5 separate regions of the Homo sapiens genome follow, and regions 1, 3, 4 and 5 are each linked to region 2. Evidence: chromatin contacts called from ENCODE Hi-C or POLR2A ChIA-PET data. All regions are on one chromosome and are shown on one strand. The core of a region is the stretch at or near the end of the contact, and the rest is flanking DNA. Distances in the headings are between cores, read along the strand shown. Region 1 holds the start of SLC2A11 (solute carrier family 2 member 11). Region 2 holds the start of ADORA2A (adenosine A2a receptor). Region 3 holds the start of DERL3 (derlin 3). Region 4 overlaps KIAA1671. Region 5 holds the start of MIF (macrophage migration inhibitory factor).

Region 1 (3,281 bases), core at 347-2,846, 570 kb before region 2:
TGATCAATAAAAAAAAAATAAATAAATTAAAAAAAAAAAAGAAAAAAATTAACCTATCAAAATAAAATATCAGCAGTTGAAACTAACAATGTATTAATAACAATAATATTATGACCAAGTTGCGTCTACCCCAAGAATTCAAGAATGGTTTACCATTAGAAAGTTTATTGATGTAACTGATCTCATTAACAGATTAAAGGAGAATACCCATATGATCATCTTAATAGATGCACGAAAAGCATGCAATAAAATACCTATTTATTATAACTGCTAATATTTTGTGTTTTTCCTTAAAAATGCAGTGTTTTTAGGAATTAAAGTTCAGAGCAGCAAAAGTCAAACAAAAACCAAGTCTGAGCAATAGAGCTACTACAGTGCCCATCACAGTGTCTGCTCAGGTGACTTCTTAAGGTCATGTCCAGCTCTATGTTTCTGTGACCACAAATAGCATCTTTGGCAAGTCTAGTTTCAGTTGGTCTTTGTCCAGCTCCTGGATTCCTCCATGCAGGGCCTGAGAAGCCCTGAGGGATAAAAGATTAATCCGGTTCAGTGGACTCTGTGGTTCCTCAACTCCAAGTGCCCCCAGCATAAGTCGGACCTGCCTCTCACGCAATGGATCCCCTGGCGGCAACCCGAGACCGGTTCTCCTACCCGCATTCCGCCAAGTCTCTCGCTCTGCCCAGGACGCACAGATGAGAGCGCTCCGAAGACTGGTGGGTCTATCTTTCGGTCTTTCCTAATTTTCCCGTCCTCTGGGGAAAGGTCGGGGATACCTGAACCAAAGTGTGTGTGTGTGGGGGGGGGGGGGTGTAGGTGGGGCGTGCATAGATGTGCACAACCAAGGGCTTGGCCCTCCGGAGAACGCCCAGGGGCAGTGGCCTCCGAGGTTCTGGCGGCCGGCAGTGGCGACCGGCGCAGGGAATCGCGCAGGGTTGCGGCTGAGGTCAGACCAGCGAGAGACAGAGACCCGCAGACATTTAGTCCAGAGACTGTAGCAAAGGAGGGGGACGAGGGGCCAGAGCCGGAATTTCGGGGGAGGACTTGGGAGCGCGGCGACCAGAGTCGCTTGCTGGCACTTGCGAGGGCGAATGCAGGGGCTTGGCCGAGATGACCTTGGACCAGAGCTCCCTTCCGGCCTGCAGAGATGAGCTTGGGGCTTAGCCGAGTAAGGAGTGAGCGGCTTTTCAGCCTCAGTGCTGCGGCAGAGGCGGATGGAGGATGAACTGGAGCCGTCCTTACGGCCTCGGACGCAGGTGAGCTCCCAGCGGCGGCGACAAACCCCGCGGCGGTGACCCCAAACCCCCCCCCCGCGGCGGCGACTCCCCCCCAACACGCTGGGGCGAACTCCCCAGCACCCCCAGCCCTTCTTAAAAACGCTGAGTCCGCGCATGCGCCTCAGGCGCCCTCCGCGACACTCTAGCGGCTCTGCGCTTCACTGCGCCTGAGCTTGAGTCTCAGGCCTTAGTCCCGGCCATCGTTTAGCGTTGCGCGAACCCTCAGCTGGTGCGGCCGCTCTCAATACCCACTGCGCTTGCGCTACAGCTTCGTCTCGACGGGTTTGCTCCTCTCAAACGCTCACTGCGCGTGCGCTAGCGCCTCTTTCACCACTGGGCGCTGCGCGCTGCCCTTCCCTCCGCGCACAGGCTGCCGGCTCACCGCTTGCTAATGGCAGCCGGGGTCTCCCTGGGACAGCAAGACCTCCGCTCAGGCCCCTCTTTCGAATGCTCCACGCCCTCCTGCGATCTAGAATGGTATGAATTCTCATACTTGCCCAGACCAGGCGTTTCAGATGAGGGATTGCGGACCTGAGTGAACTGCGCAGGTGCAGCCACCTGGGAGGCTTAACTAAGTCGTCAAATGTTCAAAAATATCGTGCTTGTATGTACAGTGGCGTTAGGTGCTAGGCTCAGATGTGCATAGGCAGGTGTTTACGCCCAGGGTCGGCCTGTGGGCCAGAGCAAGGTTGCTGGACCCTGGCATCCCAGCCCCCAGAGATGCTAAATCCTCTGCCGATCAGCCCTGACCTCAGAGGCAGTAAGCCCTCCGAGCGCTGCAATCCTGACTGCTCGCCCCCTCCCGAGACTGTTTCCCACCCCCGCCTCTTTCCTCCTCATGCTCCCTCAGCTCTGACCTGACGTCCTGCCTCACAGAGGGAAAGGGCGCAGCCAGAGGAGAGCGCCCGCACTGCACTGCCCACCGCTTCTAGGGGTTCCTTCCCAATCTGGACTGATTTCTTTAGGTATTTGCATGGCACATTCCCTCACCTCCTTTGTCTTGATTTGCACTTGTATTCCTTGACAGCCTTATTTAAAATAGCACCAACTAAGGTGGGAGGATCGCCCAGGAGTTCGAAGCTGCAGGGATCTAATAGGATCTCACCACTGCACTCCAGCGTGGGCGACGTAGCGAGACCTTGTCTCTAAAAAATAAAAATAAAATAAAATAAAATAAAATAGCACCACCTGGTCCAAACACTTCCTACGCCCCTTCACTGCTTTAAGTCTCTGTAGCACCAGCTGATGTACTATATATTTTGCTTGTTCATTTTGCGATTGCTTGTCTTTCTCTGCTGGAAGGAAAGCTCTGACAGCTCATGGATTTTGTCTGTTGTTCACTGCTGTATCCCAACACCTAGAACAGTAGGATTATTGACCATAATAGGGAGGCAATAAATCTTTGTTTGCTGAATTAATGGTCCCTATCGTAGCTAATGTCTGAATGCTTACCATGACCAGGCACGGTATAGGCAATCTCCATGCATGATCTCATTGAATTCAACGATTTCCTGTAGTCTTAGAGACCTGTCAATATCTCCTGCTACATGAGCTCAGCTGCCATCAAGCACTGTGTTCGCTGCTTCCTTCACATCTGCTGTCTTAAGGGAGCTCTCACTTCCATGCGGCCCCCGTGGAGCTGTAATTTGGCCTCAATGGGACCAGATGCCAGGTTTCTCACCTGGCTTCTTCCTAAGGCTTCCAGCCTTAGAGAAAGTTACTTAGGCCTTATTGGAACTATGGGCAGCCAGGGCCCCTGTCACCAACCTGTCTCCAGACCTATGGCAAGGCCTTCAGCAGGATTCTGCCCTCCAGAGCCACTTCCTCTGCTCCCCCAGCCTCCAGTGCAGTATCTCACTGAATGGTGAAAGCACAGCTGTCTCTTTCCCAGCTGTATCTTGCCCCCCAGCACACTTCCTGGCTGAGATAAACATTCAGCATTTTTTTTTTTTTGAGATGGAGTCTCACTCTGTTGCCCAGGCAGGAGGGCAGTGGCGCGATCTGGGC
Region 2 (3,642 bases), core at 582-3,081:
AGATTTCAGTGCTCTCGTCTGGGTTCTGGTCTTGCCTCCTCGACCCACTCGCTGAGCAGGTTGCTGTCCCGGGGAATCTGATATCTCATCTGTAGAACAAGGATGATGATCTTAGCAATGCCTAATGTGGAAAGGCCTTGGCTTGGGAGCAAGTGGGGGAAGGTTTAGGGCAGACCAGAGGGCCGGTGAGGGGTGTGTGCTGGAGCGGGGAACCCGGGAGGGAGGGTGTTAGGCTTGAGGGTCAGGGGACACCACAGGGATTGCTGTTGGCAGAGGGACATATGAATGGTAGTTGGCCTGGGAGCCAGCATGTGACTTGAGAGCATCACGTCCTGCAAAGTCCAGGTGAGGCCTGGGCAGTGCCTGCTGTGTGGGACCACAGCCCCTGGTGGCTCTCAGCTGTGTCCTGACACTCCAAAGAAGGTCTTAGTACCCTCTCACAGACCTAATACCCGAGCCACCTAACCCCAAATGAGCTAGAACTGCCTTCCCAACCGTGTTTGCGGGGTCTGTCTTGTCTATTGCAGCGCAAACAGAGCCCTGAGCACGCAGGAGAGCAGAGGAAGGACAGACAGAAGATGGATGGATGGATGAAGGCGGGAAGCACAGGCTGAGGGGATTTAGGGCATGTGTGGTGGGGGTGCTGTGGAGAGGAGACTGCACAGGCAGGAGCTGAGCTGGTGAATGGGAGGGTTCTAGCTCCCAGAAGGGTCTGGGCCATTGACAGGAGGGGCTTGGTCCTAGGAGGTGGGTGGTCCAGAGGTTGCAAGGAGCAGAGGAGCCCAGATGGGGAAGGGAATGGAGCTGGGGTGCAGAGAGGAGCCCCCACACAACTGCCCACATCCTGTGCAGAACCTGGGGCTCTGGGTGGTGGGAAGAGGCAGTTTCATGGCGGAGGAGGCCTGGGCCCCTGCAGCCTGGACTCCATGGATCTGGCCAGGGACTGGGGAGGATCAGGTGGAGAGAGGAGCAGCAGAGCAGCTGCCCCTCGTCCCAGCACAGGGGATGATGGGAGCCCAGGGAAGGCAGGACCCTGGCTTCGGGCATTTTCTCTGCTAGAATCTCTCGATACCTCTCTCCCTTCACCTTCTCCTCCAAGTCTCACCCAGATGATGTTTCTGTGAGTTGCCATGGGGATTCTCTCACCACCCCCCGCCAACACCCCGCAGGGGAAGCTTGTTCCAGGAGTCACTGGGCAGGGGCTGCTGCTGCTCTTCTGTGCCCACTCCTCGGATGTGCCGCTGCAGCCCTGGTCTCTGGCATCGGCCGTCACCTGGTGGAGAGGCTGCCGGAGCTGGCCAAGCAGAGGGAGGCCGATGGTGCCACTTGGTGTCTCCTCTGGCATCTGGGCAGGAGACTTCTCCCCAGAGGCCCCGGGCTGGTCTGCCCGTGTCACAGGAGGACTCGCCTCTGGTCCCTCAGTGGCCTCTGCAAACCCTGAGCCAGCCTGGGGGAGGCTGCTCAGTGGGGAAGAAGCAGTGGCCAGGCTCTGCTTGGTCACCCTGCCCTCCTGTCAGCCTCCGGGGCTGCCTCGTCGCACCTGCCCAGGGACCCAACAGCCGGTCCTCACCCCTCCCATCCTCATTGCAGCCACCCTGGGGCATTGTGAGGCCCTGCACCCAGCACTGCCCCTTCAAGCCTCCCACAGGGTCCCGCCCAGGACTCCTGGGCTCTGTGTCCGCGGGGCCATCTAGAAACACTCCCTTGTCCCCCCTTCAGCGGCATAGTACCTGTTGCCCGCCATCTGAGGGAGGTGCAGGTGCCAATCCTTCACGTGACGTGACGTGGCTCACCACAGCCTGTGTACATGTGAGCAGCCGCGTGCAGAGGGGAAGCTCTGCCTGGGCCTCAGGGACTGTGACATGGAGCAGGAGCCGCCCCCAGCCAAGCTGCTTTCAGCACAGCGTGGGCCCCCAGCACCTTGGTGCGGGGTGCGGCCCCTCGGAGGAGGGCTGTCAGGTGAAGCCTCGTGTGAGGGGGTGAGTGGCCCCCAGGCGGGGAGGAGGGGGTGCTGTGGCCTTCCTGGCCCCTAGCCTGGACACATGGGGGTGTGGGGAGCAGGAGCTGGGGCCCCCAGCACTGGCCCCGGGGCTGCGATGTGGGGGCTGCTCTGTGAGGCAGGCTCAGAGCCTTAGCCTCCAGCTGCAGGGAGCTGGGTCTTGGCCCCATCTTGCCCACATCCTGCCACCAGGAGCAGAGAGCTGCAGCTGCACCCGGGCTGTGGGGGAGGGATGCCAGGTGTATCTCTGGGTCCCGGGCCCAGCCTGCACCCAGCGCCTGAAGTAAGGGCCACCGGGCAGCCCCGGAGGTCAGGAGGGAAGTGGAGCCCGTGCTGGGTGGCTGCTTACCACTGGGCAGTGAGGAAGGCACCTGCGCTGATGAGTTTGGAAGGGGTATGGGGATCCTGGGGCCCTGGGTTCTGGGAGGTTCATGCCCAGGCCCCCCTGGGCCATCCCAAAAGCCAGTCATAGTGGGGCCCACAACCTGCCGTGCCCTGCCGAGCTCCCGCAAGCCACTTGTTGATGCTTCTCAGTCCACCCCATGCCTCTCAACCGTTTCCTCCTAGACTAGGTCTCTTCATGGCGTTTCTGGGAGAATTCCTCAGTACTAGCTTCAGATCCCCAGTCGTCTCTTCCACTGTACGTGTGCCTGAAGCTCACCACATCCCTTACTTCAGTCCTTCTATTTTTCAGTCCCTGGATTTTGTATTATTTCTTGTTCATATCCACCTGTCCTTGTTTCATTTCCGCCAGTCGGTTCAGAAGTTCTCATTCTTGTCTACGGATGCCATTCCTTTCTTTGCCTCTTTGGAGATTCTAAAGGTCTCTGAAATCATTATTAGATTACTGTATTACCTTCCTTCCTACTGGAATGAATTCACCTCCATGTTTTTTATTCTGTTGCTTACCTTTCTTAGCCTTCATATACCTCTTGCGCTTTGAAATTGATTTGCGACTCCTCTTAGCTGAGCCAATGTTGTGGAGACAGGGAGTGGCCTGCAGTGCCTGAAACTGCAGGGCAGCAGCCGCCTCCCAGGAATGTCCTGGGTCCTTTCCTCCTTTGAGGTCCCCTGCCATATGCTCAGATGGGGCCAGGCACAGCAACGGGGGCACACCTCCCTTTGGCCCAGCAGTTGGGGTGCTGCCAGGCCTGGTGGAGGTACTTGGTAAACATTTGTTATGGAAAAGCAGCAGGAGGGTTCTAAGGCTGGGATTCTGGAGCCCAGGAACAGGCCAGGCATGGCTGGAGCGGGTCCGAGTCCGTGCACTGTGTCCTGTATGTTGCTCTTAGCCGCACTCAGGAGCAGATGTGCAGGTCACTGCCTAGAAGCTGGTGGGCACCTCCGTGCAGCAGGCTCTGGGGGGTATAGCCACCATCTGGGCATGTGTACAGAGGGCCTTGCTAGTGCGACATATGAGGAACCAGAAGATGTGTGGGTTTTGATTAAATGGAGTTTTAATTAAAGTGGCCAGGTTGGGGGAGGTGAGGAGGAAGGCAGGAAGCAGCAGCAGTTTTGAGTCTGACCGCGTGGAATCCTATAAGGTGGTTCTTTCAAGAGGCATTATGCACATTCCGCAGCATGTGTCCCCTGTCTGTATGGGGCAGCATCTGCCCTCTGATCTGTCCCCAACAAGGGGTAAT
Region 3 (3,478 bases), core at 815-3,314, 590 kb before region 2:
GGGGCATCCAGGAGCAGCTTTCTGTGGGGAGGGGCCCGTGTTGAGCACAGGCCAGCACAGGTCCCCATCGGTGGGGATCCTTCTGAGGGTGGGGAGAGGGAGGGAGGGCTCTCAACACTCACAGGAAGCCAGGGGTCTGCAGGAGCCTCTTGCCTCCAGGCTGGTTGGGGAAGACGTCCTCCAGGAAGTAGTAGATATGGCCCACCGCAATCCCTGTGAGACAGCCACGGACTGTGGGGTCACCCTCCACAGCCCAGAGTCCTAGACCAGCAGAGCCTGCCCCAGGCCCCCATCCACAGCCTGGTGGCCCTGCAGGCCCCACAGCATGAGTGCCCCAAAGCCTTGCACAGAGTGCCAGCCCCGGGTTGGCCGTGAAGGACAAGCTTAAAAGGCCCAGAAGCAGGCAGGACCCAGGGAGGGGAGGGCCTGAGAATAGTGGAGGAGTGGGAGCCATGGGGCAGGAACCCTGACCCTCCCATCCTCACTCCCATCAGGACCGTGCAAGCATCAGTAGATCCGTCCTGACGATGCAAATTATGTGGGCCGGCTGGCTTGAGGGGCTGTAAGAGCACAGCAGCTGGGAGGGCAGGAAGATGGGGATGGAGCCAGGTGTGAGGAGAACTCCAGCAAGGATGGGAGAGGGGCCCCAGGGCATAAGCAGCGTGTCCTGAGGGGAGTGGCCAGCCTGGGGCGGACTAGATGTACCGGGAGGCTCACCCAGCAGGTCCACGAGGATGGAGTTGCCCAGCAGCAGCGAGAAGCCCATGAGCGCCCAAGGCAGGAACGGTGCCTGGAAAGTGAGCAGGCCGAAGAAGTTGACCCTCACCCGAGGGCTGCGGCGGCTCCACACGTACACCAGCATGGCCATGAGGGCCTGGCCCAGGAAGAACAGGCTGCCCAGGAGTCCCAGCAGCTGGGCCAGAGTCAAGGTGCTCCGGTGCAGGCCTCAGCCCAAGCCCAGGGCCCCTCTGACTTCCCAAGACCCTGGAATTCTTCCCCTCATCTCCCCTATGTGCTATTCCCTCATCAAGATGAGCCAGTCCAATAAAGGCGACACACTCCACGGGCTTCAGGTCCCACGAAATCTGCCCTGCACACCTACAGCCTCATCCCAGGGCCCAACCACTGCCTGTCCCTGCCCCAGTTTCTCCCGGCTACTCGCATTCAGGGCTCAGCTAGTGGCCCTGACAACCCACCTGGCTCTTTTGTGCATGGCTTTGTATTTTGCATACAGCACTGAAGATCTAGCCCTGACCCCTGCAGCTGAGCACAGAGTGGGCCCTCAACACATACTAAGCTGGAGACAGCGACTGTGTCCCTCTCTGGCATGGCTGTGTTGGCCCCAGGACCAACACAGGCTGGACGCCGAGGCGCCCTAGCCCGAGGTTCCAGAGCCTGCGGGAAGGATACGGTCATAAGGACGCCCCCGAAGAGAAACATGAAGACGAAGTCGGCCGTGCGGCCGCGGAAGGAGCCCTCTTCCAGCATGCGGCAGTAGCGGAACCTACGGCGTCGGTATAGGAAGTGCCACCAGGCGGGGCCTCAGTTTCCCCGTCCCGGCCTCTCTCCCAGCCCGGCCGGCCTGCCCTCCACCCAGCCCGTGTCCGCAGGGCGCAGGATACACGAAGAGCATGTTGAAGAAGAAGCTGAATCCCAGGGGCCCGAAGAAGAGGAAGTTGGTGACGAGCCTCCAGACCTACGGGGGACGGGCGGTCAGGTGCGGGGTGGGTGGGTCGGGCCCACAGGTGCGCGGCGCGGGGCGGCCTCACCTGGAACTTCCGGAACACAAGGTGCGGGTTGAAGTAGAGTTGAAAGGGGCTGAGGAGCTCCAGCTGCTGTGGAACCAGGGGCCAGTCAAGAGCTGCCCGGGAGCCACGCCGTAACCATGGCGACCCTCACCCCTCCCGCCAGAGGCTGTAACCAAGGCGACGTCCGGTCCGCCCGGCCGCTTACCACCGCGGCGGTGGTGAGGACACAGGCTGCGGTGTAAGCCCGCGTCACCGCCGGCACCTGCAGGAACTCGGCCGCTAGTCCCTGCCACGCCATTGAACCTTCTCAAGCACGCGTGGCCCAGCCAGCAACGCGCTCTTTAACCCGCCTCCCAGCCCCGCCTTCGGCCAATCCGCATCCGAGGCGCTGCGCGCCCCAGGCTGAAAAGAGAGCCCCTGAGCCCGACAGCCAATGGAAGGAAGAAGAGGGAAATTAGGGGCGGAAAGGGAGAGTGGGCGGGTAGAGGCTGGTGGCCAATGGGCAGGCGCCAAGGTTGAGCACGTGGCGGTTGTTGTGGCTGCGGTGGTGGCGCGGGAGAACGTGTGGCCAATGAGGAACTGGTCATTTCGCGGCTTTCTAGGAGAGGACCAGTAGCGTGGACCCACGACACCACGGGGGCGGGGCTAAGATCGTATGGGTTACAGGAGCGAAGACCCGAGCAGGCGAGGCAAAACTGGAAAGGGCGGGGCGCGTGGGCGGGGCGCGGAGTGTGGCGGCTCAGACCGTGCTGGCTCACTAACTGACGACCTAGCCACAACGTTGTCCTCGCTGCCAGCCCAAGACAGGCCCACCTAACCCACAGCAGGGAGGCATTCGGGAATGTGTCCAAACCTCCCCAAACGTCCAGGGCCCCACTCAAATGTGCCGGCCGCTGTCGGGGTTCTTCCCCGGGGGCCCAAGGAAGGAGAGGCAGGACTGCGGGATTGAGTCCAGGTGGGGCGCGAGGGTTGAGAGGCGCACCAGAGCAAGTGGACAGGCAGGAGAGGTCCTCAATATTTTGGTGGAAAATAGAAACCAACCTACCCACCTTCCTTCCCTCCTTCCCTCCCTCCCTCCCTCCCTTCCTTCCTTCCACCGTTTATTAAACAACTGTTTGCCTGACACTGTTCTAGATGTTGGGGATGTAGCATGCAATAAAAGACACTGTCTCTTAGAGTCCAGCCAGGAGGCAGTCAATACAATAAGCTAGTGCTGACACTTGATGAGAATATTGCCAAGTGAGGGGTGGGGCCACGTGGGCGTCCGCAGTGCCAGGTGGGGTGACCTGGGATACCTCTAAAGTTTGTCACTTTGCAAGCATCCCTGTGTCCATCAGGATGGTAACTGTGAAAAGCAAAACAATAAAACAAAATAAGTGTTGGCGAGGATATGGGGAAATTGGAACCCTTGGGCACCGTTGGTGGGAATATAAAATGGTGCATCCGCTGTGAAAAACAATATGATCATGACTCAAAAAATTAAAAATAGAATTACCGTATGATCCAGCAATGCTGCTTGTGGGTACACATTCAAAAGAATCAAAAGCAGGGACTTGAACAGATGTTCATACACCCATGTTCATGGCCCCATTATTCACAATGGTTCACATCAGTTCACCCACCGATGAGACAGACGAAATGTGCTGTCTACATGCAATGCAATACCATTCAACCTTAAAGGAATGAAATTCGGATACATGATGCAGCATGGATGACCCTTGAAGACATTA
Region 4 (3,727 bases), core at 343-2,842, 630 kb after region 2:
CACTTAGATTTTCATCTTTTCATGCAGCCCACTAATTTCGGTAGATGTGTCACTGTGCTCTGTCCCCATTGGGCCCCATGTCAGTTTCTATTTTGTGAACCTGACATCAGAGCTGCCCAGCTGAGCTTAGGATGTTCCTCTGCAGCCTTCACAGCCCTGGCTGCCCCATTTATTTTCATGGATGATATTTTCTCTTCCGGAGAAAGTATTTTTTGGGAAAAAAAAATTTTGTTTTTGTTTTATTTGTAAAAAAGAGCGTGGGGTATGGATAGCCGAGCCTATAGTGAGAAACTTATGGTTATAGAAACAGCATTTTTCTCTTAAGGAGATGTATTTCCAGAGATGCTGAATCTTCTACTTGAACTCGAGGTCTCTTGAGAATAGGGACATTTTGTCATATTTCAAGCCTGGGTTCTGTGCCACCTTCTCCAAGAAGCCCTCCTGGGTTGCACCCTATCCTGTGAACTCCTCCATTCCAGGCCCTCTAGCCTCTAGTGCTGTAATTTATTCCCAAGTGCTTCTCTTACAGACCGTGAGCCCCGCTGAGGGCAAGAATCCTGCCTCACTCATGTCCCTAATGCTTCACACTTTATCCTCAGGGCCTTCATTGATTGAGCAGTTGCAGTCAGCCTGCTGAGTGCTTTTCTCATATCATCTGACCTCTGCCTCACTGCCATCCTGTGAGGGAGGAAATTATCATGATTGTTGTTGTTATTCTCAGCCTCATTTTATGTCTGAAGAAACCGAGGCACAGAGAAGAGAAGCAGGTTGTCCTGGATGACAGTGTGAGGCAGGGCTGTAGTTGGGATTTGAACCCCAGGCCTACCTGAGTGCAGATCCCTGCTCCCAGCAGCTTCGCTCCCAGCTCCTGGTAGGGCTTAATCATGTTCACTGACTGAGTGGGGAGGGAGCGCTCCAGCCAGGTTGTAGGCGCTGCTGGCCCTGCGCATGCCCAGGCAAGACCTTCTAGCTTGCTTCTCCCTCTTTTCTCATCCCTTGGCACGGTTTGCTCCTTCTCCACTTCCTTCTTTTCCTCCTCCCTTTTCTCTTCCTCCCTCTTCTCTTCCTCCTGTTTTTTCTCCTCCTTTTCCTCTTCTTCCTCTTCCATTTTTATCTCTTCCTCCCTTTTCTCCTCCTTCTGCACTTTTTTTTTTCTTTTTAAAAATCAAGACAGGGTCTGGCCATGTTGCCAAGGCTGGTATTGAACTCCTGGGCTCAAGTGATCCTCCCACCTCAGCCTCGTGAAGTGCTGGGATTACAGGCCTGAGTCACTGCACTGGGCCCATCTCCTCTTCCTCCTCCTCTTCCCCCTCCTTTTCCTCTTCCACCTTTACCCCTTCCTCTCTTTTCTCCTCCTCCTCTTTTTTCTTCTTCCTCCTCCTCCTCCAATAGCTTATTGAAGTATAATTTACAGAGTATAAAATTCACTCGATTGAAGTGTACAGCAATTTTTAGTAAATGTACCAAGTTGCCCAGGGATCACTCTCTAGCCCAGAACATTGTCCTCACCCCAGAAGGAAGCACTGTACCTATTAGCAGGCACTCCCCCCAGCCCCCACCCCATCCAGCGGAAGCCCCTGGCAGCCACTCGTCTGCGGCCTGTCTCTGCAGTCTTGCCTTTTCTGCACATTTCCTGTCAGTGGGCTCATGCAGCATGGCTTTGTTGTGTCTGGCTCCTTTCACGCAGCACGGCATTTTTTTTACGCATCTGCGTTGGTTGTATCAGGACTTCAGGCTTTTCGACTGGGCTGCTGCTTCTTGCTGGGTCCTGTCTTCGCTGACCCCATCTACCCCATCTGCCCCTCCGCATGGTGGAGAGAACCGATTGGGGCCAGGAGGGCAGTTGTTGGGTCAGGCTGGGAACTGAGAGGATGGAAAATGTGTTTGCTGTTCCCCCCCTCCCAACCGGCACCCACCCCCGCCCCCCGCCACCCGCCACTCCCTAGTTGTGTGTTTTCAGTGATTTCAAATGTGCTGCAGCTGACAACACTCTTAAGGGCTCTGTGGGTTGGCTCTGCCCTGGGATTGGCTCAGAGATGCCTTTTTTTGGGGCAGATAACCCCCTTTTCTGATGGGCTGGCCCCAGTTTGGGCTCCCTCTTATTGCTCTGCTAGCCAAGGGGGCTGAAGTGGATATGCCATTGTTACCAGAGAAGAGGGTCTTGAAACGGACCCCAAGAGAGGGTTCTCGGATTTCGTACAGGAAGGAATTCAAAGCAAGTTCCGGAGTGCAGTAAGAAGGGATGGTTGATTGAAAGCTACCCTGTTACAGAGTAGAGCATCCTCAGAAAGTGAGAGGAGGACCCACCGCCCGGGTTTGTTTTTAAGTTTTTCTTATAGAGGAGTGTTGTCCATGTAAAAGCTAAGCTAAACTGTGTCTACTTGCAGGTGAGCGCACGGCATGACAAAATTGATTACTTTATTGATTTAAAGAAACGTGGCACGTATGTATACACCATGGAATACTACTCAGCCACAAAAAAGGAAGGGAATAATGTCTTCTGCAGCAACTTAGACGGAGCTGGAGACCATTATTCTGAGCGAAGTAACTCAGGAATGGAAAACCAAATATTATATGTTCTCACTTACAAGTGGGCGCTAAGCTATGAGCATGAAAAGGCATAAGAATGATATCATGGAATTTGGGGACTTGGGGGGAAGGTTGGGAGGTGGGTGAGGGTTGAAAGACTACATATTGGGTACAGTGCACACTGCTCGGGTGACGGGTGCACGAAAATCTCAGAAATCATCACTATAGAATTCACCCATGTAACCAAAAACGACCTGTACTTCCCAAAATTATTGAAATATAAAACAATCTTGAAAAGCAAAACAAAAACCATCCTTGACATTTTAGTGTGTGAGTATACCGAAGCGTAACTATAATTATCTTGCAAGCACATACTGTTATGGGTATTGGGACACCTGGACTCTGTGCTGATGTAGGAGTACGTCCTTGTAGGTATCTTTAGGCTGTTTCCTCAACTGTAAACATCCCATGACTATCTTGTGACCAGCAAGGAATGTGGCTTTTTAGTCTTAAGATGGAGTCGAATTGAACATGGCCTTACTCTGGCTCTACCAGGCGCCTGCTTCCCTAACACGACCAGGCACTCACAGCTAAGATTTTTTTTGTTTGTTTTGTTTGTTTGTTTTTTGTGTTTGTTTGTTTGTTTTTTGAGATGGAGTCTCGCTCTGTCACCCAGGCTGGAGTGCAGAGGCGCAATCTCGGCTCACTGCAGCCTCTGCCTCCTGGGTTCAAGCAATTCTCCAGCCTCAGCCTCCCGAATAGCTGGGATTACAGGCATGTGCCACTATGCCTGGATAATTTTTGTTATAGTAGAGACGGGGTTTCGCTCTGTTGGCCAGGCTGGTCTCAAAATTCTGACCTCAAGTGATCCACCCACATTGGCCTCCCAAAGTGCTGGGATTACAGGCGTGAGCCACTGCACCCCGCATAAGATGTGTTGAGCCCTTACTGTGTACTGGATTCTGAACACTTTGTACGTAGTACCTCATTCATGCCTCCCAGCGACCCTGCGGGGGCAGGCACTGTCATCATCCTTATTTTACGTGAAGGAGTGGGGGCCCAGAGAGATTAACCAGCTAGCAAGTGTGGGAATGAGGCAATCTAACTCCATCCACACCCTTCCCCTGGGCCCAGGGATGCCTCTGTAATAAGACACCTCATCCTCTCCCTAGTCCTCAGTTTCCCTCTTTGGGAACCT
Region 5 (3,271 bases), core at 771-3,270, 530 kb before region 2:
TTTATTTTGGAAAACAAACTTGAGAGGGGCTTCTGGCCAAGTTAGGTCAGAGCCACACTCTCTTACAAACTAAGGATATTTAAGGGTTTTGGAGGGGGTTCTTATCATAGGTTCTGAATGTTTCTGTGTGAGGGAAAGTTTATTGCGGGGATGGAATGTCTCTGGTCAGAAGGGAGGCTGTCTCCGGGTTGGCATGTTTCTGGTCAGAGAAGGGTTTATCTTAGGGTTGGAATGTTTCTGGTTATGCTGACATTAGCTATTAGGCTGATATTTTCGGGCTGGATTTAGGCGGCTTTTAATTAAGGGGGAACTTAGAATGGTGGTGTTTGTTCAAGATGGCAATGCTCCTGCTCCGTCACTGGCCAGGTAAGGCAACCCTTTGTTATGGTAACAACCTGAGATTGGCAGGGGCTCACCTCCAGGGGCAGCTCATGTGCTTGCTGGCGAGGCTGCACCTTGTCATTCAGGTTCACAGGGCACAGGTCAACCAGGCCCTGGCTCTTCAGTCTTCTGCCTGGAGTGACTTATGTAATTCTGCTCAGCTTTCATAGGGCACAGGGAGTCGGGGCTAACTCTGCTGCCTGGGGCTGGAAACAGACTCCTCCCTTGAGGAGCAGCAGTCCACCATAGGGAAGTCACAGTGGTCCAGGCCAAAGGGGATGCAGGTAGTGTAGACTAGGCGGTAGTTCAGGGAATGGAGAGAAGTGGGAATAAAGGGATAGTGAAAGGAAGCATATTTTACTGGCAGGTGATGAGGTGTAGGAGGACAAGTCATACATTTGGACTTTACAGAGCAGTGGACACTCAGTCAGCTGCTGTCAGCGCCTGGGACTTAGGGGAGTGCCCCTGGCTGGAGACATGGTATGGAGTGCCATCAGTTAGGGAGCCCTGGGCACAGGTAAGAGAAGGTGTGACACCAGGAGGGAAAGAGTCTGGGGCCCAGCTGCAGGAACCAATACCCATAGGCTATTTGTATAAATGGGCCATGGGGCCTCCCAGCTGGAGGCTGGCTGGTGCCACGAGGGTCCCACAGGCATGGGTGTCCTTCCTATATCACATGGCCTTCACTGAGACTGGTATATGGATTGCACCTATCAGAGACCAAGGACAGGACCTCCCTGGAAATCTCTGAGGACCTGGCCTGTGATCCAGTTGCTGCCTTGTCCTCTTCCTGCTATGTCATGGCTTATCTTCTTTCACCCATTCATTCATTCATTCATTCAGCAGTATTAGTCAATGTCTCTTGTATGCCTGGCACCTGCTAGATGGTCCCCGAGTTTACCATTAGTGGAAAAGACATTTAAGAAATTCACCAAGGGCTCTATGAGAGGCCATACACGGTGGACCTGACTAGGGTGTGGCTTCCCTGAGGAGCTGAAGTTGCCCAGAGGCCCAGAGAAGGGGAGCTGAGCACGTTTGAACCACTGAACCTGCTCTGGACCTCGCCTCCTTCCCTTCGGTGCCTCCCAGCATCCTATCCTCTTTAAAGAGCAGGGGTTCAGGGAAGTTCCCTGGATGGTGATTCGCAGGGGCAGCTCCCCTCTCACCTGCCGCGATGACTACCCCGCCCCATCTCAAACACACAAGCTCACGCATGCGGGACTGGAGCCCTTGAGGACATGTGGCCCAAAGACAGGAGGTACAGGGGCTCAGTGCGTGCAGTGGAATGAACTGGGCTTCATCTCTGGAAGGGTAAGGGGCCATCTTCCGGGTTCACCGCCGCATCCCCACCCCCGGCACAGCGCCTCCTGGCGACTAACATCGGTGACTTAGTGAAAGGACTAAGAAAGACCCGAGGCGAGGCCGGAACAGGCCGATTTCTAGCCGCCAAGTGGAGAACAGGTTGGAGCGGTGCGCCGGGCTTAGCGGCGGTTGCTGGAGGAACGGGCGGAGTCGCCCAGGGTCCTGCCCTGCGGGGGTCGAGCCGAGGCAGGCGGTGACTTCCCCACTCGGGGCGGAGCCGCAGCCTCGCGGGGGCGGGGCCTGGCGCCGGCGGTGGCGTCACAAAAGGCGGGACCACAGTGGTGTCCGAGAAGTCAGGCACGTAGCTCAGCGGCGGCCGCGGCGCGTGCGTCTGTGCCTCTGCGCGGGTCTCCTGGTCCTTCTGCCATCATGCCGATGTTCATCGTAAACACCAACGTGCCCCGCGCCTCCGTGCCGGACGGGTTCCTCTCCGAGCTCACCCAGCAGCTGGCGCAGGCCACCGGCAAGCCCCCCCAGGTTTGCCGGGAGGGGACAGGAAGAGGGGGGTGCCCACCGGACGAGGGGTTCCGCGCTGGGAGCTGGGGAGGCGACTCCTGAACGGAGCTGGGGGGCGGGGCGGGGGGAGGACGGTGGCTCGGGCCCGAAGTGGACGTTCGGGGCCCGACGAGGTCGCTGGGGCGGGCTGACCGCGCCCTTTCCTCGCAGTACATCGCGGTGCACGTGGTCCCGGACCAGCTCATGGCCTTCGGCGGCTCCAGCGAGCCGTGCGCGCTCTGCAGCCTGCACAGCATCGGCAAGATCGGCGGCGCGCAGAACCGCTCCTACAGCAAGCTGCTGTGCGGCCTGCTGGCCGAGCGCCTGCGCATCAGCCCGGACAGGTACGCGGAGTCGCGGAGGGGCGGGGGAGGGGCGGCGGCGCGCGGCCAGGCCCGGGACTGAGCCACCCGCTGAGTCCGGCCTCCTCCCCCCGCAGGGTCTACATCAACTATTACGACATGAACGCGGCCAATGTGGGCTGGAACAACTCCACCTTCGCCTAAGAGCCGCAGGGACCCACGCTGTCTGCGCTGGCTCCACCCGGGAACCCGCCGCACGCTGTGTTCTAGGCCCGCCCACCCCAACCTTCTGGTGGGGAGAAATAAACGGTTTAGAGACTAGGAGTGCCTCGGGGTTCCTTGGCTTGCGGGAGGAATTGGTGCAGAGCCGGGATATTGGGGAGCGAGGTCGGGAACGGTGTTGGGGGCGGGGGTCAGGGCCGGGTTGCTCTCCTCCGAACCTGCTGTTCGGGAGCCCTTTTGTCCAGCCTGTCCCTCCTACGCTCCTAACAGAGGAGCCCCAGTGTCTTTCCATTCTATGGCGTACGAAGGGATGAGGAGAAGTTGGCACTCTGCCCTGGGCTGCAGACTCGGGATCTAAGGCGCTCTGCCCGCCGGAATCCGTTGTACCTAGGGCCACCACGTGGGGTGCTGGAGGTGAGCCGACCACGGAAGAGGGGGAGGAGGAGTTGGAGTTGGGAGGAGTCCGAGGTCTTCTAGGCCTAGACCTTTCTCTCAGCCCCACCTTCCCC

The links. Hi-C counts contacts between places; a loop is a spot of excess contacts on that map. ChIA-PET counts read pairs that join two places held with the same protein, here RNA polymerase II (POLR2A). Pooled maps may share reads with other maps.
Region 1: a pooled map shows a loop between it and region 2 (4-fold over the local background). The contact joins the promoter of SLC2A11 here to the promoter of ADORA2A in region 2. A Hi-C loop is called at or near these places in 3 of 37 single-sample maps with no recorded cell type and 1 of 50 pooled maps. POLR2A ChIA-PET finds 5 or more read pairs at or near these places in 3 of 52 experiments (GM12878, activated B cell and activated CD4-positive, alpha-beta T cell).
Region 3: a loop to region 2 is called in a map of B cell, with 5 times the contacts of the local background. The contact joins the promoter of DERL3 here to the promoter of ADORA2A in region 2. A Hi-C loop is called at or near these places in 1 of 168 maps with a recorded cell type or tissue (B cell), 2 of 37 single-sample maps with no recorded cell type and 5 of 50 pooled maps.
Region 4: a loop to region 2 is called in a map of CD4-positive, alpha-beta T cell, with 6 times the contacts of the local background. The contact joins the enhancer-like site here to the promoter of ADORA2A in region 2. A Hi-C loop is called at or near these places in 2 of 168 maps with a recorded cell type or tissue (CD4-positive, alpha-beta T cell and CD8-positive, alpha-beta T cell) and 6 of 50 pooled maps. POLR2A ChIA-PET finds 5 or more read pairs at or near these places in 1 of 52 experiments (A673).
Region 5: a loop to region 2 is called in a map of naive thymus-derived CD4-positive, alpha-beta T cell, with 11 times the contacts of the local background. The contact joins the promoter of MIF here to the promoter of ADORA2A in region 2. A Hi-C loop is called at or near these places in 1 of 168 maps with a recorded cell type or tissue (naive thymus-derived CD4-positive, alpha-beta T cell), 3 of 37 single-sample maps with no recorded cell type and 9 of 50 pooled maps. POLR2A ChIA-PET finds 5 or more read pairs at or near these places in 4 of 52 experiments (CD4-positive, alpha-beta T cell, CD4-positive, alpha-beta memory T cell, K562 and 1 more).

Annotation. Positions count from the first base shown.
Region 1 is chr22:23,856,279-23,859,559 of GRCh38, forward strand. SLC2A11 (solute carrier family 2 member 11) reads left to right here and starts at 1,597. Exons shown (of 12, transcript NM_001024939.4): 1 at 1,597-1,751. The coding sequence starts at 1,722.
Region 2 is chr22:24,425,768-24,429,409 of GRCh38, forward strand. ADORA2A (adenosine A2a receptor) reads left to right here and starts at 1,832. Exons shown (of 3, transcript NM_000675.6): 1 at 1,832-1,979. The region is part of intron 18 of SPECC1L-ADORA2A (SPECC1L-ADORA2A readthrough (NMD candidate)); the gene reads left to right. It overlaps ADORA2A-AS1 (ADORA2A antisense RNA 1), which reads right to left. Exons shown (of 7, transcript NR_028484.3): 7 at 3,439-3,642. RefSeq lists a silencer at 1,913-2,022 and an enhancer at 3,459-3,618.
Region 3 is chr22:23,836,942-23,840,419 of GRCh38, forward strand. It overlaps DERL3 (derlin 3), which reads right to left and starts at 2,065. Exons shown (of 7, transcript NM_001002862.3): 1 at 1,954-2,065; 2 at 1,770-1,835; 3 at 1,623-1,696; 4 at 1,411-1,504; 5 at 718-913; 6 at 123-213; 7 at 1-21. The coding sequence starts at 2,046. SMARCB1 (SWI/SNF related BAF chromatin remodeling complex subunit B1) reads left to right here. Exons shown (of 9, transcript NM_003073.5): 9 at 1-1,068. RefSeq lists a silencer at 1,988-2,290.
Region 4 is chr22:25,060,904-25,064,630 of GRCh38, forward strand. All of the region lies in intron 6 of KIAA1671, which reads left to right. Among named protein-coding and RNA genes, the nearest start is that of KIAA1671-AS1, 50 kb to the right of the region's middle. RefSeq lists an enhancer at 346-1,260. Within about 2 kb of position 1,593, at least 7 of the 41 ENCODE cell types and tissues checked have a DNase peak (open chromatin) inside an H3K27ac peak, as active enhancers do; they include CD4-positive, alpha-beta T cell and CD8-positive, alpha-beta T cell, where a contact is called at or near this core.
Region 5 is chr22:23,892,363-23,895,633 of GRCh38, forward strand. It overlaps MIF (macrophage migration inhibitory factor), which reads left to right and starts at 2,021. Exons shown (of 3, transcript NM_002415.2): 1 at 2,021-2,220; 2 at 2,410-2,582; 3 at 2,678-2,861. The coding sequence starts at 2,113. The coding sequence ends at 2,744. It overlaps MIF-AS1 (MIF antisense RNA 1), which reads right to left. Exons shown (of 3, transcript NR_038911.1): 3 at 1,348-3,170. RefSeq lists enhancers at 1,696-2,503, 2,504-3,271.